Linked DNA regions of Homo sapiens: region 2 is linked to region 1. The links are chromatin loops, found by intact Hi-C in ENCODE. Cell type or tissue: CD14-positive monocyte. All regions are shown on one strand. Each heading gives the region's core, and the rest is flanking DNA. Links, peaks and the distances in the headings are about the cores only.

Evidence for each region. Peaks named below come from ENCODE experiments on the same cell type or tissue, not always from the same donor. Only the 100,000 strongest peaks of a DNase experiment are listed, where the experiment ranks them.
Region 2: a loop joins it to region 1, with 6 times the contacts of the local background. A loop is called at or near these places in 6 of 110 quality-filtered maps.

Annotation. Positions count from the first base shown.
Region 1 is chr5:10,624,921-10,641,980 of GRCh38, forward strand. ANKRD33B (ankyrin repeat domain 33B) reads left to right here. Exons shown (of 4, transcript NM_001164440.2): 3 at 13,108-13,248. Among named protein-coding and RNA genes, the nearest start is that of ANKRD33B, 69 kb to the left of the region's middle. RefSeq lists enhancers at 6,455-6,594, 6,582-7,324, 6,625-6,704, 6,755-6,834, 7,005-7,664 and 6 more and silencers at 8,845-8,934, 10,387-10,516. In CD14-positive monocyte, for the core only: no CTCF peak of the experiment used is centred there; DNase peaks (open chromatin) are centred at 6,041, 7,351, 7,781, 10,601 and 2 weaker places; H3K4me3 peaks cover 3,125 bases; H3K27ac peaks cover 5,322 bases.
Region 2 is chr5:10,261,890-10,274,913 of GRCh38, forward strand. It overlaps CCT5 (chaperonin containing TCP1 subunit 5), which reads left to right. Exons shown (of 11, transcript NM_012073.5): 9 at 592-729; 10 at 1,245-1,425; 11 at 2,767-4,500. The coding sequence ends at 2,894. Among named protein-coding and RNA genes, the nearest start is that of CCT5, 18 kb to the left of the region's middle. In CD14-positive monocyte, for the core only: no CTCF peak of the experiment used is centred there; DNase peaks (open chromatin) are centred at 2,912, 4,432, 5,502, 5,872 and 1 weaker place; H3K27ac peaks cover 5,154 bases.

The DNA.
Region 1 (17,060 bases), core at 3,652-11,651:
GGTTTCCTGGTGAGGCTGATGCCACTGGCCCAGGGACCCCACATTGAGGATGGAGAGCTTTGAAGATTTTATGCCTGATGACGGCAAAGGACCCCTCTCAGTGGGCACTGAAGACCAGCAGAGTCACAGACCCCACGAGAGATGTTGTCAGACAGACACAGAGGCATCACGGAATTAAAGTGAAAATGAGGAAGGCAGGTGAGCATGTGTTCATGACTTTCCTGTGCTGTTTTGCCAAAGAGGCTGTTTAGGCCCAATCAGGTGATGTCCCATTTTAATCAATTTCATAACCAGTTTTATTTCTTTGATGATTTGTTAATTTCAAAAGCTGTCCATGCATATTTGCTTACAGCCAAAAATGACTACAAAAGTATTATCAGGGAGGAAGAAAAAGATCCCTTCTCTGTCTTCCAAATATTCCAGCTCCCTTATCAGCACTCAGGAGTCACCTCTTCAGACCTCATTCAGTCCTTTCCAAACACACACGTATGTATGTGCGCTTTGTATTCACATGACTGGGCTAGTGCTGTTGAGACTGTGTTTTTAGTGGTTTTGTTCACATGGTTATTAATCTAGAAGCTCCTGCTGTGTCGGTGTCCCTGAGCCCTGCCAGGCGCTCGTAGCCCTGCCTTCCTGCACGGGGATGTGTGGCTCATGCCCGGTTCCCCACCAAGACTTCAAATTTGAGAGGCTGCGTTATGACTGGCCTTCACTCACTGTGGTGGACCCGGCTCTTAGGCCAGTCCTTGAACATGAAGTACTTGCTTCTTAAATATTTGTTGGAAAAGAGGATATTGTGTAAAATGCATGAACCGTGGTATACTTAACTGTCCCAGTTACTGGACAGGTGGGCTTTTGAGTTAATCAACGGCAGCAAGGCTGTAGTGAAGTCTTTGGATCTGGGGTGCATCTCTGAGGACAGCGTGTTAGGATCCTGGCAGCTTGAAGCATGTTGAGTGACAGGTGGTCTCAGAGGGCTGAACAGAGGAGTTGATGAGGGCCTGTCAATTACGGGGGGAAGGGTAGAGTTAAGGGAACCAACATTGAAAGGATTAAGGGGAGGGACTCTGCAGAGAGTGACCCAGGCCAAGAAGCTGGAACCCGAGAGGCAGCCTCGGCCTAGAACCCGAGTGACACAGGCCAAGAAGCTGGAACCCGAGAGGCAGCCTCGGCCTAGAACCGCAGCCAGGGGCCGGAGTGGGAGGCAGGGCCAGATGTCCCGCTCCTTCCACCCTGGTCCCCTGCTGAGCCAACCCAGAAACCTCATTGGGGCGGAAACTGGGCAGGTGCTGTTGGTGCAGGTCAGCTTCCTAGGCCGAAAGCAGGGCAAGGAAGAGGAGAAGCAATGTGCAGACACACTCTTAGAACAGAATTGCTTCAGCAAGGGCTGTGCCTGTTTTAAGTGTATGCAGCTGCCAAGTGGTCTTTAGAAAGCTGTGGCGATTTCTCCTTTCCCCTGAGTGTCCAAGAGTGTTCTTGCAAGCCCTGGCTGAGATCAGTCTTTTCAGTATTTCCCTACTCAAATGAACCAAAACTCTGGTTTTCAGTTGTATTTCCCCAGCTCTCTTTTGAGCCTAGTACCTGTTAGGATGCTTTTGGCTTCAACCACAAGGACACTGCCTTCTCTTGCAACACAAGACATCTGCGGGCGATGTTGCAGGGTTGCTTCACTGAGTAGCTGGGTGATGCTGGGACCTAGAGCCACTTCTCAGAAATACATTCGCCTTTTCCTTCATGGTCCCAAGGTGGCCCCAGCTGCTAGAAGTGCCACGGCTTCACGTTGCAACACTCAGGGACATCAAGGAAGAGGAGCAAATCCCTGTCGGCGTTTCCCTTTATAAGACAGGAAAACATTTCCAGAAGGCTCCAGCAGAGTATCGTTGCCATCTCACCAACCAGGGTTGCGTCACAAGCCCGTGCCAAACCAGTGATGGAGGATGGCTTGTGTAGACAGCAGTCGCACTAAGCAGAATCAGCATTGTGAAGCGCAATCTTAAAGCAACCATATGTTTATATTATTTGCTATGGCAACTGGGTTGGTTGTCTGAGAGTTGGAAGCTCTGGGTTTCTGGAGGACACAGCATTTATGAGTACGAATTCGGATGCAAATGCCTTCATCTGCCTTTTGAGTGTTCTCTAAAAAGTCTAATTTCCTCGGCTATTTAATGCACAATAAAAATACAGCCAAATCTGTACTAGGTCTGTAAATGGAGAGAACGTTTGAAAATAAATCCCCATGTAATCCCTAAGTCTCATTTAGCCAGTCATTTCAACTTTCACCACCGCTCCACTAACAAAAATAAAATAAGATAACCAAAGAAAGGAACAAGAAGTCCCATGGATAGAGTTGTGTGTTTATTTCTGTTTCCTTGTTGTGCTTTAACAGAATAGCATGGACGTGGTAAAGTGAGGAAACGCCAGGGGTCTCTTTGAGCTGGTGATGGGATACAGCACGTGAAGCTTGTTTTGGGTATAAGGAACCTCTGATGTGTGCTTGCAACTTGTTATTTCTTGCATTTAATTGTAAAATTCTGAGGCTACGTGCTGAGAGCCAGCCTGGCAGGATGCTGCCCGGGGACGGGGACAGAACGGGAGGGATTCTCAGGGGCAGCTGTGGGTTTGGGCTGCGGGGGAGCCCTGGTTCCTGAGCTGAATCGGGGAGAGTCCCAGTTCAGAGGAGAATTTATGACTTGGTCAGAACCCAGGAACAATGCCTCTTCATGTTATTTATCTTATTTTATTAGCAGTGCACACGATCACGATCTTAGTGTGATCTCATTGTGATGTTCATGTTGTTTTGAAGTGCTTCCTTTTTTCTCAGTTTATACCGTTTCAAATAAGAGAGTAGAACTTGGTGAGTCTCGGTTTCCCAGCGTTGCCTTATCTTTTCCTGTGAGCTTTTCTGAGCTCTTCTGATTGGCCATGGCAGCGCCACACCCCTGCCCGCTGGCCAGCCAGGAGGGCTCCTCAGCCAGCTTGGGGCTTGCCTGGCTCCTCCTTCAGACCCCTGCCTGCCCTGCAAAGAGCAGGGATGCTGCCCTCCCCTACTAACCCTGCCCCTCCATCTGCATGGTAAATGCCTTATGCTAAGAATTCCTGGAGTCTGTTCATGCCGCGTGGCTGGTATGATGTCATATTTCCAAAGCCGACAGCTCCCTCTACTGGCCTGGTCTGGAGAACTGCAGTTTGAGTGCCTTGAGTCAGTCAATCTTAGACAACCCAATTCTGTAACATTTTCCAATTTTTAGAGCAGTTTGTGTTTATTGCCTGTTTTTTTTAGATGGAGTTTTGCTCTTGTTGCCCAGGCTGGAGTGCAATGATGTGATCTTGGCTCACTGCAATCTCCGCCTCCCGGGTTCAAGTGATTCTCCTGCCTCAGCCTCCTGAGTAGCTGGGATTACAGGTGCCTGCCACTACGCCCAGCCAATTTTTTGTATTTTTAGTAGAGACGGGGTTTCACCATGTTGGCCAGGCTGGTATCGAACTCCTGATCTCAGGTCATCCACCCACTTCGGCCTCCCAAAGTGCTGGGATTACAGGCGTGAACCATTGCGCTCGGCCAGCCCAGCTAATTTTTATTTTTTGAGATGGGATCTTGCCATGTTGCCCAGGCTTGTATCTAACTCCTAAGCTCAAGTGATCCTCTAGCCTCAGCCTCCCTGGCCTCTTCGGGCCTTGGCCTCTCTGCTGGGATTACAGGCACGAGCCACCTTGCCCACCCTGATACTTTCAATAAATAAACTTTTCCCAAAGGAGTGGTAGGAATGTTTCAGCCTTTTCATCTAATGCATATTTATTGAGCACCCCAGAGCATGCAGTCAGTTGGAAGTTTTAAGCATGTGAGCTGGGTAACGAGGGCTGTGGCGGCTGTGGGAACCCATATATGCATGGGAACGTGGACGATGAGACACCGTGGGTCAAGGGGCACCAGGGAAGACCTGGAGTTGGAAGGGATGGCTCATCAGGTCACCAAGTAAAAAGAGGAGGCAGAATATTCCAGGTAGAGGGACTCCTTGTGCAGAGGCCACTAGATTAGAGGAAGTGTGGCTCATGAGTGAATTACACGGAATGCTGGCTGTTTGACCATAAAGTGGATTGGGAGGGCATTGGCGGTGAGAGCTGAGGGTGAAGAGGTAAAAACCAGCTCATTGAAGAGTTGAGACCTCATCTAAAGAGCAGAGCCCATGGAGAGTTTCGGATGAGTAGTGGGGATGGTCAGAGGCCCCTGTTGGTGTCACCGTGCTGCTGGTGTGGAGAATGAATGGGGGCAGAAGTGGGACAAAGGAGGCTAGTCAGGACAGGAGCTGTGGCCCCATGGGGACGTGGTAGCCCAGGTCAGGGATGGAGAAACAAAGACAGTTTTAGGAAATTTAAACTTTTTTTTGTAGAGATGAGGTCTTGCCATGCTGCCTATGCTGGTCTCAAATTCCCGTGCTCAAGTGATGTCAGAGGTGCAGTTGGCAGAATGTGGTGATTGCTTGGGTGAGGGAGGATGTGGAGGGCTTGAGACTGAGTCCAGCCGTCTGGCTTGGGTGATGGGGTGACTGGTGGTGTTCATCACTGAATAAGGGATGTGGGAGAGGAGTAGCTTCGGAGGAAAGATGTTTTGGGTTTGATGCATTGAGTTTGTAGGATACCCATGATGAAATACTCAGTAGACAGATACTCAGGTAAAAAACTGAAGAAAAGAGATAGAACTGGAAAGAGTTGATGTGGAAGCTTTAGAGCTGAAACTTGGATCCACAGGAGTGTATAGGATCACCAAAGGAGAGTGTATGAGATAAGGAGGGGGCTTAGCAGGCAGCTGAGGAACAGCAGCATTTCAGGAAGGAGAGAACAGGAGCTCAGAATGTTGAGAGGGCGGAAAATCAGAAGGGTGAGCATCTGCATGTCCATGGAAAGAGCGTGTTTCAGAAAGGATGAAAGAGAGGAGTGAGTGGGAAATGCTGGGGAGATGTTGAATGTGATGAGAACTGACAAATCACCACTGAGTCTCATTGTAAGAAGGTCACTGGGGACTGCTGGGGGTGGTTTCAGCAAAGTCAGAGAGTGTCATTAGCAACAGTGAGAGTAGATGGATCTGGAATTGGACTGAAGCGGAGTTGAATGGTTGATGGAGGGTGGCGGGAACATGAAGACGGCCCACAGGGGTTGCTGTGAGTCACATATGCTTTTAAGATGAGAGACCCTTGAGCATGCATGTCAGCTAGTTATTGCTGTGTAACAAACAACTCCCATGCTCTGGGATGTTTTTATTGCTTATGCATCTGTGGATGGGCTGGGGATCTGTTGATCTAAACTGTCCTTGCTCAAGTCTGTGGGCAAGTCGGGGACCTGTTCTTGGGCACTTCGGCTGGGGCAGCTCTGCTGCATGCATTACTCATCCTCTTCCTGGGAGCAGCGAGCCAGCCTGGGCATGCTCTTCTTGGGGAGACAGCTGAGGCACAAACATGCATGAAAGTCTGGATAAGTACATTTCAACCTTCTGCTTCCATCACGCCTGCAAACATCCCATCGGCCAAGGTTCCACTAGACAGAGAACTGGGAAGTCACTTAACAAAGGGCAGTGTGAAGAAGATGGGCCATTAGTGCATTGTAGGAACTAAGGGCCTTCTGAAGGTTCACTAAAATCAACTTGCAAAAGGCAGGTGAATAAGAGAAGAGGCATACAAAAGAGGCCATGTTCCCATAACATGCGTACATGGGAGCCTTCGGAATGAAAACCCAAAAATGCAGGAGGAATTTTCCATTTTTCTGCTTAGGTTCAACAAAGTGTGGACAGTTATGTAGAAATATAGTTGGACAGGCCAGGCACGGTGGCTCATGCCTAGAATCCCAGCACTTTGGGAGGCTGAGGCAGGAGAATGGCTTGAACCCAGGAGGCTGAGGTTGCAGTGAGCCAAGGTCGCGCCACTGCACTCCAGCCTAGGTGACAGAGTGAGACTGTGTCAAAAAAAAAAAAAAAAGAAGAAGAAATATAATGCTAATAAATAGACTGAGTGGGGAAACCCCACAGGCCTGCCTGTCTCCTCGATTCTTCTAGGTTTCTCTGAGCAGCACTTCTTCCTTCTGGGAGTGACTCTCCCTGGAACAGGGGTCTTATGACCTACAGTCGGACATGGCAAGTCAGATAATTTCTTTATGTTAGGGCAGTATTTTTAGGTTTTAGGGAACCTTTAGGCTGGCCTTAGGGAAAAGGGGTTCTGGTTTCAAAGATCTGCCTTGGGGAAGAGGGATTCCAGTTTGGATGGCTGGCCTCAGGGAAGAAGGGACTGAGACATGGGAGGGCAGGAGGGCAGAGAGAAACCTTTGCTTCTGAGGCCTTCACTGTGGGGTATTGCTTTCTGAGCCCCAACAGCATTCTGAGGGAAGTGGGTCTGCAAGGAATGAGAGGTTGATGAGAAACAGGAGGGATCTGATAAATATTCCACAGCAGTGGGCAGGGAGTGGCTGTCAAGCACAGGAGGGGAGGAGCAGGGATAAGCCTCCTTCAGCAAGAGGAGAATCCCCTGCGTTTTCAATAGGAAAAGTGAACTGAGGATTGACGAGGTTCATAAACTTGGAAAGAAGAGCTTTCTTCTCATAAAGGGTTGCAGCCTGCAGGGTGGCTATTGTGGCAGGGAAGCAGCGCCTCTGGCCAGAAGCCAGAAACAGACCCTTCCAGGGGCAGAAGAACAAGACAGAAGAACAATGCATGCTGAAGGAGGTGGCTCAATACACATATTCCATAAGCTATGGGAGAAGCATTGAATATCGATGAGAGGAGAAACACGCAAGTGTGCAATCGAGCTCCGTGCCTCTCCCTGGGACCTGTGTTCAAAAAGCAACAGCGTTAGCATGATCTGAGGGTGGAGTTTTCAGGCCCTGACCTCAAAAGGTGAAGCAGAGGACATGAAAACCCTCACTGCGCGTCCTCTGTGGACCTGCCGGACGCACTCCAAAGCCATGGCCAGTGTCTCTCATGAGGACGGAATGCTGGTCGGTTGTTTCATCCAAATTGCAGAACGGCGGGGCAGCATCAGGCGGTTGGTTTATATCAGTGGAGGAGTCTTTAGAACGGGCTGGTTTCTGTTTAGACTTAGGAAAGAAAGCCTCACGGTTAGCAAGGAATGGGTATAACGAGGCGCATTGCCCTTCCATCCTGTCATAGCCAGGACTCAGTTTTCAAGGGTTCTCTGGGGTCCCCTTGGGCAGGAGGGGGTCGGTTCAGTCCGTTGGATGGCTCAGGATTTCACTTTTCCTTCTCGGAGGCCCGTGAATGTGGGCAGCGTGGGGGGCGATGGGGGAAAGCCGAGGGACTTCCCTTCTGGTGGTTTCTGTTCCCTCTATGAACTTGAAGATGAGTCATCCAGGAGAGGGGTTTGCGTGAGGTCGGTGACTTCCATGTGAAAAATTTAACATTTTCCCCATGGGGCCTGGGGAAGAGTCAACCGGGAAGCACAGGAGCACTGCTGGGGCAGGCTGAGAAGCCGGTCGGGCCCGGGTGGCGTGGGTGTCCACCTCTTTGTGTCCCCCAACGAAGGCACCTTCGCATCCATGCAGAGCGGAACCAGGGGTGTGGCGGGGCCAGGCGTCATTTCCAGCTTTCCTCTTTTGCATACCACAGACCTGTCCATCCACTCATTTAGGAGCTCTCTGAATCAAGCACTCCTCTCCCTCCTCCTGCCCGGGGTTGGGGGCTGGGCTCCATCTCTGCCTCCTGAATGCTCCCGTGGCTTCCTGGTGAGCTCCCCACCACTGGGAGAGCCTCAGGTCCAGGGTGGAGAGGCCCCACACCAGGCCGCACAGCCAGCTGTGAATCATGGTCCTGACCTTGCACTCTTTTTGAACGGCTCTATGCTAGTTTCCCCTTTTTTATTTTTATTTTTATTTATGTATTTATTTTGAGACAGTGTCTTGCTCTGTTGCCCAGGCTGGAGTACAGTGGCATGATCTCTGCTCACTGCAACCTCCTCCTCCTGGTTTCAAGTGATTCTCCTGCCTCAGCCTCCCGAGTAGCTGGGATTACAGGCACCCGCCACCACTCCCAGCTAATTTTTCTATTTTTAGTAGAGATGGGGTTTCCCCATGTTGGCCAGGCTGGTCTTGAACTCCTGACCTCAGGTGATCCACCCCCCTCAGCCTCCCAAAGTGCTAGGATTACAGGCGTGAGCCACCATGCCCAGCCAGTTCTCCTCTTTTTTTTTTTTTTTTTCTTTTTGAGATGGGGTCTTGCTCTGTCACCAGGCTGGAGTGCAGTGATGCAATCTTGGCTCACCGCAACCTCCACCTCCTGGGTTCAAGCAATTCTCCTGCCTCAGCCTCCGGAGTAACTGGGACTACAGGTGCACGCCACCACGCCCAGCTAATTTTTATATTTTTAGTAGAGATGGGGTTTCACCATGTTGGCCAGGACGGTGTGATCTCTTGGCCACGTGATCCACCCGCCTCGGCCTCCCAGAGTGCTGGGATTACAGGCGTGCGCCACTGCGCCAAGCCTATCTCCTCTTTTTTTAAAATAAACTTTTGATTTGAGAATAGTTTATGTTTACAGAGAAACCACAAACACTGTACAGAGAATGCCTGTGTGCCTCACACTGGTTCCCTCTGTTGTTAAGATCTGACGTCCGTGACGCGCTGAACACAATGAATGGACGCGTGTCAATTCACCATTATTAACTGAAGTCCGTTCTTTATTCGGATTTCCTCAGCGTTTCCCGGATTTCCTTTTTCTGTTGCAGGATCGCATGTGGCATTTAGCACTCATGGCTCCTCAGGCTCCTCTTGGCTGTGAGCTTCTCAGACTTCTCTTGTTTTTCATGACCTCGACAGTTTTGAGGAGGACTGGTCAGGTACATTGCAGAATGTTCCTTAATTTGGACGTGCCTGATGCTTTTCTTGTGATGAGACTGGAGTTATGAGTTTTTGGAGGAAGACGCCCGATAAAGGGCTGATGGGCCTTGGTCACCTGGCTGAGGTCATGTTAGCAGATTTCTCCACTGTGAGGTTCTCTCCCTCCTCCCCCGTTTCCGTGTAATAGTCTTTCACAGGAAGTCAGTGCACGCAGCCCGCGGGTTAAGGAGGGGGGAACACGTTCTAGCCCCTTGAGAGTGGAGTGCCTGCCTGGATTATTCAGAATTTTTCTTCCAGATTTTTCTATTCTGCTGGGCACCTTTTACACACAGATTGTCTCCTATAATTTTCACAAATGGGAGGTTGATATTATCCCTCATTTTACAGATATGGAAAAGCTGACTTCCAAAAGACACCCGGATTCTGAGTGGCAGGCCTGGGCCTTGAACCTGGCTGTTCTCAGAGCCAGCTCTCTTCAGTACTGAGCTCATTGTCTACACTATGTTCCAGTGACGCGATTTCATTCAAATTCACTTCCTCCCTGGGTCACTTGTGACCCTCTCTTAAGCAGGGTAGGGCTTATTGGTGGAGAGGGGGTGTTCTGGGGTTCTCTAGGTGAACCTACCCTTTAAAAGGGCTTCTCTGAGGATTTCAGGAACCAAGTCCGATTCCATAATGTCCAAGTTGGACTGGGCTCAAACTAGATTTTTTTCTTTTTTTTTTTTGAGACAGGGTCTCACTCTGTCGTCCAGGCTGGAGTTCAGTGGTGTGATCTTAGCTCACTGCAACCTCCACCTCCTGGGTTCAAGCAATGCTCCTGCCTCAACCTCCTGAGTAGCTGAGAATATAGGCATGCACCAGCACACCCAGCTAATTTTTGTATTTTTAGTAGAGACAGGCACTATGTTGCCCAGGCCGGTCTTGAACTCCTGGCCTCAAGTGATCTGCCTGCCTTGGCCTCCCAAAGTGCTGGGATTACAGGAGTGAGCCACTGCACCTGGCCTCAAACTAGATTTCAATATGGCGTGTGTTTGGGTTCCCTTGTGCAAGGAAGGCTGTGTGTCTCATATATGTAAAGAAAAGGAAAGCTCCTTTTGGTTACTCATCATGGTTTTTAAAGAAGAAAGGTTAATACTTATACATTCTTAGAAGTATTGGGTCCACCTTTGATTTCCATTGAATGGGGTCATCTGTGTGATGAGAGGTATTATTCTGCCATCCTGGGAAAACCCGTGGGAAGCAGGGCGTGATTTCTTGGATCATCGAAAGCTCAGGCCTGTAGTCAGAACAAGTTGACTGCATGTTGGTTTTTCTGGACTCAACATAATACGCAGAACAGATCTATATAATGGGTGGTTTGCTCTGTGGACTTTGAGTTTTTCCTCTTTCCACCTGTTCAAAGTGCTGAGGATATATCAGTGCAAAGGAACATCCTGCAGAAGATTGTGACGGACACGCTATTTCACAGTTTAAAGAAATGGCTCCAAAGGAATTGCAATTCATTTTACTATGCCCCTGGTTAAATCTAACTGACAGGTGCCGCCAAGCATTTAACTGGACCATAAACCAAACTGAGATCAAAGGATTCCCCCACCTTCCCATACCACCCAGTTGAGAGTAATTCAGCAGCTCTGGGTACCTGACAGCTGGCCTTAGCCCCTCCCCGCACATAGTAAAGGACGAGGGAGAGCAATGTGGTGTAAATGAGTCAAAAAAGCACCAGCGACTGGCTGTGAGTCACGCAGCGAGGGGATCGTACCCTTTGTTTCCTGCTTATAACCTGAACACTGTTAGACTCATCAGGGCTTCCTTTTCAAAAAGATACATGGTTCCCCTTTTCACATTTGTGGAGAGCTCAGGAGATGGGCTGAGGTCAATGGCGAGCTTGCTCCTCAGGAGAGTTCACCCCTGATTTTGGTTGCCTGTTCCTTCTTCTTTTGGATTGATGAAGAGCAAACCCACAGGATTTCATACTGGTGAGGCAGCAGCCTGGAGTGGCCCTCAAAGGAGGAAACTGGGTTCCAACCCCGGCAGTACTATCCCTCAGGGTGTGGCTGGGGAGACAGAAGCCACTTGATATATCGGAGGGTTTCATATTGGATTTGCTGAACTGAAGGGGCTAGGGGAGCAGAGGCCAAGGGCGCCCAGCCCTGCCTACTGGAGATCTCAGCCGCAGCGGGGAATCCTGGAGGCTGCTGCAGCGTCATGCTCACGTAGTATTCTGTCTGCAGAGGTGGGCTGGGCTGGGGAGGCACCTCAGGTCTCATGCCTGCCCGACCCCAGAGTGATGTCCTTGCCACCTCTCTCCCATCCCAAATCTCAGGCAGTGCCACCCATTGGAAGTTTCTGTGCAAACCAGATGCCTGTGGAGATTCTGGGCCCAGGGCCCGGCTTCTCCATGATTCAGGTGTTCCTGGGGGGAGGGAGGTGATGCCAAGTTAAGGAGAGAGTGCATAGAAATGTCCACGAGGCCCCTGCAGCTGCGACAGTGGGGGCTGAAAGGAACATGCTTGAGTTGGAATGAATAAGTGGGGATTTCTGAGCACTGCGTCATCGGTGCATAAGAATGGGGACTGTGGCCAGACACAGTGGCTCACACCTGGAATCCCAGCACTTTGGGAGGCTGAGGCAGGAGAACTGCTTGAATGCAGGAGTTTGAGACCAGCCTCGGCAACGTTGGGAGATCCCATCTCTACAAAAAAAAATTTTTTTTAATTAGCTGGGCATGATGATGCTCGCCTGTGAGCCCAGCTACTTGGGAGGCTGAGGAGGGAGGATCTCTTGAGCCCAGGAGGTCCACACTACAGTGAGCTATGATCGTGCTCCTGCACTCCAGTGTGAGTGACAAAGAGAGACTCCATCTCTTAAATAAACAAAAAGGATGGGAACTGGGTACCCAGCACCTCCCCTGGGGTTCAGGAGGAGAGACTCGGGCAGATTGCTCATATTCCCAAGAGTTTCAGACCTCATCAGCAGGGGCCTGGATGGAGGTGGCAGCTCAGGGGAGGGTGCAGCAGAGGGAGAGAGGAAGGAAGCTCTTTCCACCAGGTGTGGTTGGTCACGAAGGAGTGAAGTCTGAGCTTCGGGGACAGTGGTTCTCACCTGGGGTGTTCTTGCCCCACCGATGGCGGTTTGGTGGTGTCTGGACACAGTTTTGGTTGTCACAACCTATGCGGGAGTGGGGGTGGTTGCTACTGGCATCTATCGGGTAGAGACCAGGGATCTGCCTAGTGTCCTGCAGTGCACAGGGCAGTCCCCACAACCAAGAGTCATGCGGCCCCCTGTGCCGACTGTGCCAAGGCTGGGACGGACCCTGCTCCAGGACACTGAAGTGGGGGAGGGGGAGATGTATTCACACAAGGACTTATGAGCTAGCCGGCATCAGGTGGCATGGACAGTTGACCCAAGAGGATGCTCTCCCACTCCATTTTGGTTTTCCATGGGAGAATCCTGGAAACAGCACTGTTGCTGTGACATTCTCCTTATTCACCATTAACTGAGAGCACCATGGGCGTGCCTGGGAATGAGCAGAAAGTTAGATCCTTTTTGGAGGTGCAAGGTGAGAAAGGGGAGAAATCTGTGTTCTCTGAGACATCTCCTTACCTGCTTTGCTTTATAGCTGAGGGCCTTGCCTGCGACACTCTGTGGGATGTGTGTGGGCGTAGGTAGTTAGACACACACACACACACACACACACACACACACACACACGGCGGCGGGGGGAGGGGTGGTGGTGGGTAAGGGTGGAGAGAGAGACTCCTGCTTCTGGGTGGGAACAGGGTGCCAGCGTGAATTGGCACTGTCCTATTGCTATGATGATGACTTTTTCCTCCCTGCAGCTCTGGAGCACTTGGAAGCGGTTCTGAAGCTCATTTGCAGCTTTGCATCTGTTTGCACGGGCGTCTCCTGCTGGGAGTTGAGGCTTCCTGCCCTCATTGGCTGTCTGAGGCTGCGCTCCCTACCTGCCCGCAGCGTCCCTGCCCCCCACATCCACCCCCAGTAGTGTAATGGGACAGCTCCTCCCTCGAGTGCTTTGCCGAAGGGGACCTGCAAGAACCCAAAACAGCAGCGCTGCAGCCAGGGCGGTGCCTTCTCCTTTCCTCTGTTTCCTGGGCTCCAGGAGAATTCTGTCTTGGGGTCCGAGAAAAACTCACACAGCAGACCGGCTGGCCCAGGGCTGACTCAGTGTTTCTTTCTCTCTCTAGGAAGGCCTGGCTGGAACCAGCACATTTTGTGGAAGTGGGAACCAATACACGTGTACACTTCTCTTTACAGGGCACGCTATCATCACTAACTACTTGTTGAACTATTTCCCTGGTCTTGACCTTGAAAGGAGGAACGCGTTCGGGTTCACCGCCCTGATGAAAGCCGCCATGCAGGGTCGAACGGACTGCATCCGAGCCCTGATGCTAGCAGGTATGTCCACCTGTCCTGTGCAGCTTCCAGGGGCCCTGGGACACCAGAGTTGCTCCTTTATGGAATATGTTTTGAGATTAATCACTCCCATAGAAACAATGCCTAGTTGCTGCAATAAATAATAGTTTCTTCACTGACATATACTTCTGTAACTATCTGAGGTTTTAAAAAAGCCACAGCATTGGTTCCCTTCAGGACACCCCTTTCTGCTCCCTGCTGAGCTTTGCAGTGGGTGGCACCTTCCCTCACCTGCTGTTTTCCTCCTGCCCACCCGTTCTACACCCCAAGTCCTGTCCATATCTGTTCCTCCTCAGAAAGGGGTGATCCCTTGGCTGTAAATGGCAAGACTGTGCTGTTGAAGGTGGGCGTAGGGATGGTGGGAACGGCCCAGGCCATCCTAGGTCACTGCTTGCTGGTGGGTGGCATTGCATAGTAACGTTAGGAGGTGATGTGGAGTTGCATGTTAATGTTGGGATGTGATGTGGAGTTGCATGGTAACGTTGGGAGGTGACGTGGAGTTGCATGGTGACGTTAGGAGGTGACGTGTTGCATGGTAACGTTAGAAGGCGATGTGGAGTTGCTTGTTAACGTTAGGAGGCGACATGTTGCACGGTAGCATTAGGAAGTAACATGGAGTTGCAGGGTAATGTTAGGAGGTGATCCGGAGTTACATGGTAACATTAAGAGGCAATGTGGAGTTGCATGGTAATGTTAGCGGGTGACGTGGAGTTGTGTGGTAATGTTAGCGGGTGACGCGGAGTTGCGCGGCGATATTAGCGGGTGACGCGGAGTTGCACGGCGATGTTAGCGGGTGACGCGGAGTTGCGCGGCGATGTTAGGCGGTGACGCGGAGTTGCGCGGCGATGTTAGCGGGTGACGCGGAGTTGCGCGGCGATGTTAGCGGGTGACGCGGAGTTGCGCGGCGATGTTAGGCGGTGACGCGGAGTTGCGCGGCGATGTTAGCGGGTGACGCGGAGTTGCGCGGCGATGTTAGCGGGTGACGCGGCGTTGCGCGGCGATGTTAGGCGGTGACGTGGAGTTGCGCGGCGATGTTAGCGGGTGACGTGGGGTTGCGCGGCGATGTTAGGCGGTGACGTGGAGTTGCGCGGCGATGTTAGCGGGTGACGCGGAGTTGCGCGGCGATGTTAGCGGGTGACGTGGGGTTGCGCGGCGATGTTAGGCGGTGACGCGGAGTTGCGCGGCGATGTTAGCGGGTGACGCGGAGTTGCGCGGCGATGTTAGCGGGTGACGCGGGGTTGCGCGGCGATGTTAGGCGGTGACGCGGAGTTGCGCGGCGATGTTAGCGGGTGACGCGGAGTTGCGCGGCGATGTTAGCGGGTGACGCGGCGTTGCGCGGCGATGTTAGGCGGTGACGTGGAGTTGCGCGGCGATGTTAGGCGGTGACGTGGAGTTGCGCGGCGATGTTAGCGGGTGACGCGGAGTTGCGCGGCGATGTTAGCGGGTGACGCGGAGTTGCGCGGCGATGTTAGCGGGTGACGTGGGGTTGCGCGGCGATGTTAGGCGGTGACGCGGAGTTGCGCGGCGATGTTAGCGGGTGACGCGGAGTTGCGCGGCGATGTTAGCGGGTGACGTGGGGTTGCGCGGCGATGTTAGGCGGTGACGCGGAGTTGCGCGGCGATGTTAGCGGGTGACGCGGAGTTGCGCGGCGATGTTAGCGGGTGACGCGGCGTTGCGCGGCGATGTTAGGCGGTGACGTGGAGTTGTGCGGCGATGTTAGCGGGTGACGTGGGGTTGCGCGGCGATGTTAGGCGGTGACGTGGAGTTGCGCGGTGATGTTAGCGGGTGACGCGGAGTTGCGCGGCGATGTTAGCGGGTGACGTGGAGTTGCGCGGCGATGTTAGCGGGTGACGTGGAGTTGCACGGTGATGTTAGGCGGTGACGTGGAGTTGCGTGGTAATGTTAGCGGGTGACGTGGAGTTGCGCGGTGATGTTAGCGGGTGACGTGGAGTTGTGTGGTGATGTTAGCGGGTGATGTGGAGTTGCGTGGTAATGTTAGGAGGCAACGTGGTATTGCATGGTGATGTGTGTGGCAATTTCCGTTTTCTATGCTGTGTCATAGAGTGGAAAATTCTCAGGCTATCAACCTGGATCAACCCCTCTTTGTCTTTTGCGCCATCTTGGAGAACGCACTTTCCTGTTCCCATCTGTGAAATGGGAGTAATGACCTCTTTCTCCCTCACCTCCCTGAGGCTAAAATGCAACAATACTTTATACACTCCTAGAGGCTATCCAGCTTCAATGAGCTACTAAGCTAAATGCCACACAACTAATAGCTTTAACTCTTTTCTTCACTCTGAAATAGAATCAATGATCATCCTTCGTGCAACCTCATCGGGTTATTTTGAGAATTAAATGAGAAAATATGTGTCAAGCACATGTCGTGTTAGATTCAGTTAGCAGCTGACATCTCAGTGAATGTGCGATGCTGCTTTCACCATTACTTAATTCTGTTATTTTAATTTCTCTTTATTTTTGTTCTTGGCACTGGGTTCAGCCAGTCCTGCTTGGCGCTGCAAGTTCCTGAAGAAGTGGATTTCCTCTCTGTCTTAGTTGTTCTGCTGCTATAACAAAATACCTCACCTGTGTAATTTGTAACTGTAGAAATTTATTGCTCACACTTGGGGAGGCTGAGAAGTCCAAGATCAAGGTGCCGGCAGGTTCGATGTCTGCTGATGCCCCTTCCTTCTTACTGTCTCCTCTCATGGCAGAGGGGACACCGAGGTACCCTCAAACCCTCTTTCATAAGGCACTAGTTTGATTCAGGAGGGCACAGCCCTCATGATCTAATCACCCCCTAAAGGCCTCACCTCTTAATACTATTCCAGTGGGTCTGAAGTTCCAGCATAGGAATTTTGGAGGGTCGTCAACATTCAGACCACAGCACCACCCCTGTCTTGGTTATCCTGAGGGTGGCATCAGAGTTTTCCCAGGCATCAGTGCTTCCATTAATGTCACTTTTCTGTTCCAGGACCCCTGCTGGGCTCCCACATTTAGTTGTCTTCTTCTTAGTTGTCCCCAGTCTTCTTCTTCTTCTTCTTTTTTTTTTTTTTTTTTTTTTTGAGACAGTCTCACTCTGTCGCCCAGGCTGGAGTGCGGTGGTGCAATCTCGGCTCACTGCAACCTCCACCTCCCGGGTTCAAGCGATTCTCCTGCCTCAGCCTCCCGAGTAGCTGGGATTACAGGCACCTGCCACCACGCACAGCTAATTTTTGTATTTTTAGTAGAGACGGTGTTTCACCATGTTGGCCAGGTTGGTCTTGAACTCCTGACATCCCGTGATCTGCCCGCCTTAGCCTCCCAAAGTTCTGGGATTATAGGTGTGAGCCACCGCGCCCTGCCCCTCATCTTCTTGGGTCTGTGAAGTTTCTGTCATAACCTGTTGCCCATGACGGGACAGTCTTGATTCCAACCAGTGTGCAGCACCGCCCAGTCTGAGCCCGTCTGTTGTTTTTCTCGAGATCAATCTGGAGTTACAGGATTCACAATTGCTTCAGATTTATCTTTCTTTTTGCTTTAACCTTAGGGGATTCTTTAGTCTTAGGAGATGCTATAATAAAAATAAGTTCAGTGAATGAGAATAGAGGCTTCAAAGATGAAAACTTTCTTGGAAATAAAAAAAAAAACATAATTAAAAACGAGTCCTATCGATTGTACTTTTGATTCAGAGATGATAGTTTTATTTTAAAAAAACGAGATATCAGTTTCAACAGAGTTTCGGCCCTGCCTGCCCTCATCAATGAGAAATGGTTCCTACTAATTAAATGGTAATTATGTGATGCTTTTGTGTTTGG
Region 2 (13,024 bases), core at 1,324-9,323, 370 kb before region 1:
TACTGAAGACCATGTTAAATTGTTAATTTCACAAGGCACATTTGCCTTTCTGCTGTCCCTTAGAGTATACAATATACACTATGAGATTTTTATATCTTTTTAAATACTTAAACACAGTTTAAATATTCAAGTCCTGGATTTTAGAATGTTTGATACAGTTACATTAGGGGTTGGTTAAACTGCTAGCCCTAGCAACATAAGACTCATTTTAATTACAATATGGTATTATTACCAAGGATGACTTACATCTGTCCCTTAGGTAGAAAAAGGGAACCCAAGTGAATAACCATTGACGATCTCTGTTCTTTGAGAATGAGTTTTTAGCACATTGTGATAAATCTTTGCGAGTTTTGTCAGTTTTTGACTCTTGCTTGACCGTGTATCCTAGAATGAGTCACTGGCCGCCTCTGCCTCTTGAATTTTGTTAACTACATTGCAGGAAGGAAAGCTAGAAAGATAAATATTATCCGATAGTGGAGGCCATCTAAATATTAGAGCACAGCCTCTCTGTCTTTAAAAAGGTGCCAGATACTTGGCTCTAAATTGACTAGATCTTGATCACATTAATTCAGGCAAAGCTGTTTTCCTTAGATCATTGAGGAGGCGAAACGATCCCTTCACGATGCTTTGTGTGTCATCCGGAACCTCATCCGCGATAATCGTGTGGTGTATGGAGGAGGGGCTGCTGAGATATCCTGTGCCCTGGCAGTTAGCCAAGAGGCGGATAAGGTAAGGGATCTGTGCAGACTTAGTGAAAGATTCAGGCCTCGCTGATGGTGGAGACTGTGAAGCTGCGGAACAGCGAGGTGCTGGATGCAAAACAAGCATCGTGAGCTGTGTGTAGGTGACAGGTGTTTTAATCTAAGTTAATTCCCACGTTCCTGTATTCAGATTCTGGTTACCATAACCTAGCATTTCTCAGCTGTTTTCAGCCAGTTCGTCCTTGAAATAATAAATCTATAGTCTTTTAATGTTATTTGAAATTCAAAATTAATATTATAACTTAAAAATAAAGCCATAAGAGCTGCTGTATTTTGAGACATCTCTCACATGTATGTATACCCTCTGCCTGTATTCTGTGGTGACATTATAATATTCTGATAGATACAAAAATAAAGACAGCCTGTTCTTACAATTCTTTGTGAGCTGACTTTTCAAAGTATGTGATACAGTTGTGTTTTCACGGTGCCGCTGGGTTGTTTTGTTTCGCCAAGTGCACTCACCATACTTCTGTACCTTTCCAGTGCCCCACCTTAGAACAGTATGCCATGAGAGCGTTTGCCGACGCACTGGAGGTCATCCCCATGGCCCTCTCTGAAAACAGTGGCATGAATCCCATCCAGACTATGACCGAAGTCCGAGCCAGACAGGTGAAGGAGATGAACCCTGCTCTTGGCATCGACTGTTTGCACAAGGGGACAAATGGTGAGGAGCTGTCACGCCTCTGCGTGGAGGGGGGGGGATGTCTGATTTAAACTGAATAATCATCCACTGTATGTGCTGTGAGATGATGGTGTCTTTTTAAATATGTAAGCCCACTTCAGGTGTTCAAGTCCTGAATTTTAGAATGTTTGATTGCCGTAGGAATTGGTTAGACTACTAGACCTAGCAACATGAGACTCATTGTAATAACAGTAAAGTGCATATGGTACTATCACCAAAGATGACTTAGGTTTTAATCTCTGGTTTTTGGGAAGTAATGCCTTATTGCTGTTTTTACACAGATGTCTGTCAGTGGGCAGCATATATATAACAGCTCTGAAGTGGGCTTTAGTTCACAGTTCACTGTGTGGTTAATCCTGCACACTGTGGAGTGTTTTCTAAATGTAATATATAACCTCTGTAGCCACTTGTGTAGCTCGGCTCCCAAAAAGATATGGTGGCTGTAGCTTGTTGAAACAGTGGTCTCAGGCATTTCTGTACTAAATCAGGCCATGTCTGTAATCCATCCACAGAATGACAGCTTTTGCTTAAAGGTATAGGTACATTCTGCTTTCCATGCTCAAATTCCAAGGGTTTCAATAGTAGCAACTCTTTGTGAGGCAAACATTTAATGTTTCTAACTTGAATGCCTGGTTGTGCTCAAATTTAGCATTTCTAGGGCCGGGCGCAGTGACTCATGTCTGTAATCCCAGCACTTTAGGAGGCCAAGCCGGGTGGATCACCTGAGGTCAGGAGTTTGACACCAGCCTGACCAACATGGTGAAACACCATCTCTACAAAAAATACAAAATTAGCCAGGCCTGGTCAGGGCAGGCACCTGTAATCCCAGCTACTCGGGAGGCTGAGGCAGGAGAATCGCTTGAACCCGGGACGCAGAGGTTCCAGTGAGCTGAGATCGCACTGTTGTATTCCAGCCTGGGTGACACCTGTCTCCAAAAAAAAAATTAGCATTTCTAGATCTTTCTTGGAAATATCTTACATTTCAGCTGTGGTCAGATGGACTTACTTTAGATTTCCTAAGTTAGGGTATGGATACTTTGTGGGATAAGATGTTCCTGAAAAATGTCACCCTGTAGCTAGTCATTGAAGACAGTGCCCTCCCAACAGCTCTCTTTACCAGGTGCGAGTTCCAGAGTGTCCTTGGAAGTAATGAAATTACATTCATCTGAAAATGAAATATAACTGAAATTAGTGGCTTCCTGCTTGGCTTCCAGGAGTTTGTATTTCTTAAGTCTTACTGTGATTCCCTAAATCAGAAAGAGTTGGTTATTGATAGTTTATTGTATGCTATTTTAGGATAATCAGTGTCCTTGTATTTTTCAGATATGAAGCAACAGCATGTCATAGAAACCTTGATTGGCAAAAAGCAACAGATATCTCTTGCAACACAAATGGTTAGAATGATTTTGAAGATTGATGACATTCGTAAGCCTGGAGAATCTGAAGAATGAAGACATTGAGAAAACTATGTAGCAAGATCCACTTCTGTGATTAAGTAAATGGATGTCTCGTGATGCATCTACAGTTATTTATTGTTACATCCTTTTCCAGACACTGTAGATGCTATAATAAAAATAGCTGTTTGGTAACCATAGTTTCACTTGTTCAAAGCTGTGTAATCGTGGGGGTACCATCTCAACTGCTTTTGTATTCATTGTATTAAAAGAATCTGTTTAAACAACCTTTATCTTCTCTTCGGGTTTAAGAAACGTTTATTGTAACAGTAATTAAATGCTGCCTTAATTGAAGGGGTTTGGGTGGATTTTTTTTTCTCAAAATAAGCTGTAGGGACTATTTTAACAGCTTAAACAGGAGCTCTCAAGATGCACTTTCATATTGAGAGGAATATGGGCTTGATCCTCTTCCTATCTAAATGGGTGGGCCATTTGATTGTAGAGGGTCCACCACAGAATTATGGGATGCCTTAAGTGCTGTTACTAGGTTGCTCACAGCCTAACCTGGCGTGTTGTTTAGGGCTGATGGAGACCCATGTGAGCCTTTGCTTTCCTCTGGCCCCGGCCCCACCCTGAACACAGCTCATACACAGAATCAGGACCAGCATGTGCAGAGCTGGCCACCAGCACAGGCTTAGGGCAGTTCAGAACCCACTTGTTTCCCTATCAGAGGGACACAGTGAAGTGGAGGTTAAAGTAAATTACAGGAAATAAGGGAGAAATCTTGCAGTTACCATGTTCAGATAGAGTGACTGAAATTAATTGTACTTACTAAAGTATTAACTAGCTAACAGTGATGGGCCAAGACGCTCCGAGAACTCTACCGGGATTGTCTGTTCTGACAACCCAGTGAGGCAGATACACTTTCTTACTGCTCACATCTTACAGGTGAGTACTCATAATTGGCCAGCATCTCACCACCAGCAAGTAGTAGGGCCAGGTCAATCCCAGGCAGTCTGACCCCAGAGTGGCCCAGCTCATCCCCTACTCTGTTATTTGCTTGTTAATGATTCTCTAGATTTTCTAAAATAATGTTTCTTAGCATTGTGATGATAAAGCTCATGATGAACTTTATCACTAGTTATGCCACCTTAACTAGTCAGATTTCCTAGAATTAGGAAATGGTGACTCTTGTCTAAATTTGGTTAAGTGATGAATTTGGGTTACCGTCTCATGTGAACCTGGAGATTCACCAGTCTTAACTTTTGGGTCATTGTGTTTTCTCTACATTCATGCATTGGATGTTTTGCTAAATAACTCCTGTGGATTTAGGAATGTGTGCTAATAGCAATCTTCCTAATTTTCATGTTTATATGGAACTATGCAGTTGAGTATTGAAAGCTTTAAACTGAGTTTATTTACAAGGACTGAGTCTAGCCTACAGAGAACATACAGCAGCCTTCTTTGGACCACAGTCTTATCCGAGGGGTCTGTGGTTGTATCAGAAGAGCCACTAAACCAATCCCCCTTTCCAAAATTGAACCTCACAGACGTTCCTGTTTTTTGTGATTGAGAAACTGGTCAATGAACAGGAAGACTTAGAGATGTTTCACAAGCCTTTGATTTTTGTTTCATTTATTTGTAATAAACCTCTTCCACGTGATGTCTTTTATTTTTCACGTTCCAGATCACTCAAGTTTTATTTTGCTGGTACTTTGGCCACACCCTCTCCTTCCCCATGTGGAGCAAAAGCAACTTAGGGTGCTTGACCCAAAGGCTAGATTCCCATGTAAGTCCCCATGTATTACTGCTGGTTCCCGATTTCTACACCTGCTAGATTCATTGGAGGTTTGTTAAATGTCCTGTTTTTAATTTCAGCCTACTCAATTTCTATGTGGGGGCAGTTCCAGGATGTCCTGTAGGTGCCAGATTTCATGGACGCTCAAGTCCCTGATAAAAATCGTGGTATTTGCATATAACATACATCCTCCTGTATACTTTAAATCATCTCTATTATTCATAATATCTAATATAAATGATATGTAAGTGTCATACTGTATTTAGGGAGTAATGACAAGAAAAAATCTACATGTTCAGTACAGATGCAATTTTTTTCTCTGAATGTTCTCAACCTGAGGTTGGTTGAATTCAGATGAGGGTCAACTCTGCAAGCAGCCGCTGTGAGGCACAAATGTCACAGGGAGGGCTAAGAGGCCCATCTCTCTGTTACATTGGACTGAATTTCTTGACTCTCATTTTCTTTCTCTAGGTGAAACAGCTCCAACAGATTGAGGGTTGGGGGGTGTGGCCAGAGGAAGGTGACACGGTAGTAACTGACTAATCAGTAATTTGTAAGCATGGAGAAGTTTCTCCAACCTAGGTGTTCCTTGCAGGCAGTCTTGGCAGAATGGGGTCATCTAAAAGCACCAGAAAAGTGGGGACCAAAGGCAAATGGCCGAGAAAGTGTTGAAGGGCAGGAAAAGTGGGGAAAACACGACAAGGTAGTAAAAATATAAATGTGTGTGCCCTATCACTGCTCTAAATGGTTTATGTACATTAAAACTGGTTTTCAAAGTCTGCTCCATGGATCCCTCGGGGTCCTGGGTCTTTCCAAGGGGCCTATGAGTCAAATGTATTTTCCTACACTGAAGTTACTGCCCTTTTCACTGTGTTGACTTTTGCACTGATGGTGCAAAAGCAGTGACCATTAAAACCACACCTTAGTGTGAGTCAGGTAGTGGCACCATACACTTTCAAAAAGAAAATCATCTTTTTGGCCAGGTGCAGTGGCTCGCACCTGTAATCCCAGCACTTTGGGAGGCTGAGGCAAGAGGAGTCGCTCTAGCCCAGGAGTCAGAGACCAGCCTGGGCAACATACACCCTGTCTCTACCAAAAATAAGTTAGTTGGGCCTGATGGCATGCTTATATGGTCCCAGCTACTTGGGAGGCTGAAGTGGGAAGATCCTTTTGAGCCCAGGAGGTTGAGGGTGCAGTGAGCCATGGTCACACCACTGCAATCCAGCCTGGATGACAGAGCGAGACTCTTTCTCAATAATAAAGTATGAATCTTTGACATTGCATAATGAAATGTGTCAACAACCGGAAGATCTGCTCACTAGACCAATATTTGCCAAATATGCATATGATGTTACAGCATCATGCATAGGTACCAGACCTTTTCAAGATGCAAGATGGACCAGTGTGACAGAAGAAAGTGTATTCAGTCTATCACTTGTTGGGTTTTGGTGCAATATCGAAGAATATCCAGTTTTGTGAAAGGCAATTAAAATACTTCTCCCTTGTCCAACTACATATCTGTGTGTGGCCAGATCTTCATATTCCAGAACATGCTGTGGCCAGACACAGTGGTTCATGCCTGTAACCCAAGCACTTTGGGAGGCTGAGGCAGGAGTATCGCTTGAGCCTAGGAGTTCGAGACCAGCCTGGGCAACAAAGTGAGACTCTGTCTCTACACAAAAAAAATTGTTTAATTAGCAGGGCATGGTGATGTGTGCCTGCAGTCTTACCTACTTGGGAAGCTGAGAAAGGAGGATCCCTCGAGCCCAGGGGGTTAAGCTGCAGTGAGCCATGACCATGCTGTTACTGGCGTTGAATCTGCACAGGTCTGCAACAGCCTCAATTCTCGCCTCCTCAGAAGAAAGAATTCGGCTGAGGGGCATAACGCAGGAGAGACCAAGGCAAGTTTTAGAGCAGGAGTGAAAGTTTGTTAGAAAGCTTTAGGCCAGGCGCGGTGGCTCACGCCTGTAATCCTAGCACTTTGGGAGGCCAAGGTGGGCAGATCACTTGAGGTCAGAAGTTTGAAACCAGCCTGGCCAACGTGGTGAAACCCCGTCTCTACTAAAAACACAAAAACATTAGCCGGGCATAGTGGCAGGAGCCTGTAACCCCAGCTACTCAGGAGGCTGAGGCAAGAGAATCGCTTGAACCAGGGAGGCGGAGGTTGCAGTGAGCCGAGATCACGTCACTACACCCCAGCCTGGGTGACACAGCAAGACTCCGTCTCAAAAACCAAAAATAAAAACAAAAAGCTTTAGAGCAGGAATGAAAGAAAAGTACACTTGGAAGAGGGCCAAGCGGGCAACGAGAGATCCAATGCAGGGTTGGGCCTTTCAACTTGGGGTTTTATATGTTGGCGTACTTCCAGGGTCTTGGGTTACTTCTCCCGATTACACCCCAGGCATGGGCTGTCGCATACACAGTGGCCTGCCAGCACTTGGGAGAGGAGCAGGGCAGTGTGTTTACTGGAGTTCTACACATGCTCACTTGAGGCCTTCTTCCCTTACCAGTCTAGCATTCCAGTTAGATGACGCCATTTTGCCTCTTAATGCGCATGCTTGAGCCCACCTGTCCAACTCCTGAGATGTTGTCAGGAAGCTGCTCATCACCAGTTTCAGGTGTTTTCTATCTATTGGGAGACTGCCCTTCCCAGGCACCGGCTGTGACCAATTGTTATTTTAGGGAGACAGTTAACAACCGCCTGACCATCACCTGAGGGTCAGCTGGCATCACCTGAGGGGGCAAAGGGTTAGGGGCCACTCTTTCTGCCCTGCTCATGCCTGACTAGCTACCTACTGTTAACAGTGTCACTGCATTCCAGCCTGGTCAACAGGGTGAGACCCTGACTCAAAAAAAAAAAAAGTGTAAAAGAATCCTAAAACCAAAACATTTGATCCTCATCATAATCCTAGTCATTGACAAGTCCAAGAGACACTGCATAATTTGAATGGACCACTCCCTTATGGAAATAAACTTTTTAACTTTATATAGTTTTCAGTATAAGCAGCTGAAAATGTGCACTTAGCAGGATGTCTTATTTATCACATGATCTTGACGCCTACTGCAAAGACGCAACTGAAGCCAGCAGTGTGGTCTTTCAGCTCCTCGGCTCCCACTTCGTTTGCAGCAGTTCATCGTCCCTCACCTCCTGTGAGAGGCAGAATTCTAAACCTGTGCTCCCAAGAGCCCATCTGGTTATTCCTTCAGGCACTGATCTAGATACTGTGAGAAGGGACTTCACGGATTTCATTAAGGTTACCAATCAGCTGACCTTAAAAGAGGGCAATTATCCAGGTGGTTCCAATGCAGTCACACAAGCCCACAGGGGCTCACAGATAAAGGTGAAAGATACAGCAGGAGACTCAAGAGATGGCGGCCTTGGCAAGGTGCGGGCGCCCACACCTGTAATCCCAGCACTTAGGAAGGCCGAGGCAAGTTGATCACCTGAGGACAGGAGTTCAAGACCAGCCTGGCCAACATGGCAAAACCCTGGCTCTACTCAAAATGCAAAAATTATCCGGGCATGGTGGCAAGTGCCTGTAATCCCAGTTACTCAGAGGCTGAGGCAGGAGCATCACTTGAACCCTGGAGGCGGAGGTTGCTGTGAGCTGAGATCACACCACTGCCTGGGTGACAGAGGGAGACTCTGTCTCAAAAAAAAAAAAAAAAAAAAAAGAACACCCTGAGGATTCCACATGCCATTGCTGGCTCTGAGATACAGGGACCATGTGCAAGGACTGGAAGCTCTGGGAACTAAGTGTGGCCTCCAGCTGACAGCCAGAGAGAAAACAGGAACCCTGATACTACAGTCGCAAGAAACTGAATTCTGCCAAAAACTCAAATACACTTGGAAGAGGCTTTTTCCCAGAGCCTCCTGACAGGAACCCAGTGAACCAACACCTTAATTTTGGCCTTGTGAATCCCACAGCAGAGCAACCAGCCAAGGCTTCTGATCTACATAACTGTAAAGATATAAATTTGTGTGGTTTAAGTTGCTATGTTTGTGAAAATTTGTCACAGCAGCAATCGGAAACGCATATGCTTCTGTCTTGCCTCAGTGGGGGAGGGGAGAGGGAAGGGTATCTTCCTCCTGCCCGAGACAATTCCAATGTCCCATTGATTCCATCTCTCAGAGCTTGTTTCTCATTTCTGCATCTGAGATTGTCTTTAGTGCTCCTCAGGATGCGTTCTGGACTTATAGTAGGATTGCACTGCCCAGATTCCTTGTGGTTGGATGGGGTTCTGTGACTAGTGAGGGTCTCAGAATACAACACCCCAAAATGAAGGCTTCAGAAGCAGCTCTCTCTGACCTCCTTCCCTCCTGTTTCTGGCCCTTCATTCTGCCCTGAAGCTGAAAACCAGAATCCCTCTTCCCCTAGGTGGTCATAGAAACCAGAACCTCTTTCCCTCAAAGCCAGCCACAAAACCTAAAACTATTACTCTAAAACCACCCCCTGTTGCCACTTCCCTGTAAAAACTGGCCATAAAGAAATTATCTGACCTATCTTGTTTGCCCGTAATTCATAAGACCCCCATTCCAGAGAGGGTCCTGTCTGATAACCAGAAGGAAGAAATGCTGCCCTGAGAGGCCAAGAAGAGTCTCACCAGGCCTTGCTGGGGCCCCCACTCAGTCCACTGGCATTAGATCAGACCCTTTTTCTCCAACCGTATTTCCACGTGCTGCCCACACTTTGTTGAACCTAAGCAAAAAAATGGACAGTTTTGTGGCTCATGACTGTAATTCCAGCACTTTGGGAGGCTGAGGTGGGAGGATCACTGGAGCCCAGGAACTCCAGCCAATCTGGGTAACATAGTGAGAGTTCATCTCTACAAAAAACTTAACCGGGTGTGGTGGCACGCACTTGCAGTCCCAGCAACTTGAAAGGCTGAGGCTGGAGGATTGCTTGAGTCCAGGAGTTGGAGGCTGCAGTGAGCCATGATCACACCACCGCACTGCAGCCTGGGTGACAAAGCGAGACCCTGTCTCTAAAACAACCAATCAGTAAAGGACAATTTCCCCTGTGTCTTTGGGTCATCGTTCTGATGGCTCCCATGTCACATAAAACTATGATCAAATAAATTTGTATGCCTTTTTTCCTATTAATCTGCCTCTTGTCAGTGACTTTCAGAGGGTGATACGGAAGTTTTCCCTTAACCCCTACGCTAGTACAGTCCAGCGTCTGTGGCAGCAGTATGATTTCCAGGTTAGAGCATGTACATGCCAAGGCAAGACCCTTCAAGGCTCACTCTTCTGAGCACACAGCACAGTGCACTATTCAAGGCAGTGGCTGCCCCATCCGCTGAGGCTCCCCAGAGGTGAAGATGATGTAAGTCCTCTGGCAACACGCAAGGGACATGGAACATGGTAAGAATCCAGCTCTTTGCTGGTTTAGACCCTGAGAATAGGCTCCTCCTGTCTGTAAATCTCTCTTACCTACACACACAGCCTCCCCTCCTCTGTTAGCACTTTCCAGCATGAATCTCACCTTAAAAAGCAAAAACCAGCCGGGTGCAGTGGCTCACACCTGTAATCCTACCACTTTGAGAGACTGAGGCAGGAGGATCACTTGAGTTCAGGAGTTCGATACCAGCCTGGGCAACACAGTGTGACTCTGTCTCTTAAAAAAAAAAAAAAAAAAAAAAAAAAAAGCCAGGTGTGGTGGTATGTACCTGTAGTCCCTGCTACTCAGGAGGCTGAGGAGGGAGGTTTGCTTGGGCCTGGGAGACAGAGGTTGCAGTGAGTGGTGATTGGAATACCGCACTCCAGCCTGGGCAACACAGCCAGATCCTGTCTCAACAAAAAAAAAAAAAAGAAAAAAAACCAAAGCATAGGAAAACAAAACCCTTCAATTGTGTCCCCTGGAGCCATCTCTTCCTGTTCACTCCGTTACTCTGCAGCACTGTTGTCAGCCCCGCTTCCTCTCCTGCCTTCCACCTTCTGCTCCCTCCACCCACAGCGATGGTCTGTGGACCCCACCCTGCATAGAAACCACTCGTGCTGCAATCACTGTGTCCTTCTGCTGCAAATCCCTGGGGTGCTCTCTGAGTTGGAGTCCTCTTTCTCACACACACAACCTTTTCCTGTCTTTTTTTTAAAAAAATTCTCTTCCTTTGTGAAGCTCCTCTGGTGACTTTCCTGGAGCTCTGCCCTCTAGTTGCTCCTACATCCCTGGCTGCTCCCCACCTCTGGCCGTCCCCCTCTGCGGTTGCCACTTAATATGCATTCAGGGAGAACTACCCTGGGTCCACCAGCATTTACTCAAGGGTGAGGCATGCTGATGACACTTCACCTACTGTTACCAGTGTGAATCTGAAGGGTCTACATCAAATCAAATCCTTGCCTCCTCGAATGAAAGAATTCAGCTGCGGGTCGTAAGGCAGAGGGACAGACTGAGGCAAGTTTTAAAGGAGGAGTGAGAGTTTATCAAAAAGTTTTAGAGCAAGAACGAAAGGAAGCAAAGTACACTTGGAAGAGGGCCAAGTGCCCTGTTTGGTCTGTGACTTGGGGTTTTATACGCTGGCATGGTTCCGAGGTTTGCATTTCTTTTCCCTTCCAAGGGAAAACTCCCACCAAGTCTCTCCCATGACACGTGGGGATTATGGGAACTACAATTCAAGATGAGATTTGAGTGAGGACACAGCCAAACCACATCAGTCAGGCTCACATCTCTGCTTCCTGTTACTGTGCTCCTTCCCTCTCCAGAGGGGCCGAACTTTAATCTTTCTAAAATGCAAATACCATTGATAAGTTCTGCTGCTCTCATCTAAAGGCCTGAAAAGCACATCCCCACCTTGGGACTCAGAGGGGCCAGCCCTACCGGGACTGGCTGCCCTTTTACAGAAGAAGGGGTGGGGTGATCCTGAGGCCGCAGGCATCCTTCTTGCTTGGTCTTCTAGAACAGGAATGCACTGAGTTTGCAGGTTGCTGGCGCCCCAGGACTGATAAGACTGCCCACGTTGGCCAGGCATTGGGATAACTCTTCCCTTGGAGCAGGCTGTCCACCATCTTGCCTCTTAGGGTGCATGCTTGGGTCTGCTTGCCCAAATCCTGAGATCTTATCAGGAAGCTACTGATCACCAGCTTCAGATGTTTCTCTCTATAGGGAGACTGCCTTTCCCTGGTGCTGGCTGTGACCAAGTATTATTTTAGAGAGACAGTTTAACAACCACCTGACCATCGCCTGATGGCCACCTGACATTCCTGGGGAGGTAGACCTCTCCTGCCCTGCTTATGTCTTCCTGACTACCTACTCTAACAATGCACCCCTGCAGAGTTATGTTATTTTACTGAGTTTATAGCTTTTACATTGAGAAAAACTGAGGGTCAGAGAAGCACATTGCCCAAACCCACAAGCTAAACATGAAGCATGGATACACCCAGCTTTTCCCTCCTGAGCCTCCTCTTCTCACCCTCGTCTTCCTCACACTCTCCCTCTGCCATACCCGCCACAGCCACCTCATGGATGACTCCCAACGTTACAGAGCCACATGGGTCTCATACAACTGCCCCCCACAACCAGCCTCCACACTCCTCTTCATAGCCCACCAAAGCCCAGCTCTGTCCAGAGGGAGCGCACCCCATCCCTGGCTAAGTGAGTCAGGGTCTAATCCAATCCCGTCACCAATTCCCCTTCAGCTGATGCCCAGGTCCTCGGCCTCTCCCATGACACAGGGGGCACACAGCTGGGGGATTTCCCTCCCTCTCTAAAACAGAGGTGCAGGAGAGAGCTCCTTCCTTCCCTTCCTGTTGTGGCTGGGATTTGTAAGGCCCTAGGGCCCAGAGAATGCAGACACCAACCCGGGTCCTGACACCAGGAAACCCCCAAACCACCTGAGATCCCTGGAGGACTGTGTGGGAGATACTTAAATGTTACCCTCTTAGCCACTGTCAGTCAGGTTTTCTGTTATTTGCAGCCCAAGAAAACTCAACTGATATTCCAGGCTGAACCAAACTTAAATTGTTTCCTCACAGCCCGCTTCTCTTCAGGATTCTGTGCTGGATAATTTGTGCTGGATAATCTCTAAGCCAACCTCAGGGTCTTGCTTCTTGGTGTCCTCTCAGTCTCTGCAGTAAAAGCAGTTGCATCTCTCAGCAACTCTCCACTCTGCTGCCTCGGTCAGTGTATTAGTCTGTTCTCACGCTGCTACTAAAGACATACCTGAGACTTGGTAATTTATAAAGAAAAGAAGTTTAATTGACTCACAGTTCAGCATGGCTGGGGAGGCCTCAGGAAACTTACAGTCATGGTGGAAAGGGAAGCAGGCACATCCTTCTTCACATGGCAGCAGCAAGGAGACATACAGTGCGAAGTGGGAGGAAAGCCCCTCATGAAACCATCAGATCTTGTGAGAACTCACTCACTTTCATGAGAACAGAAGGGAGGTAACT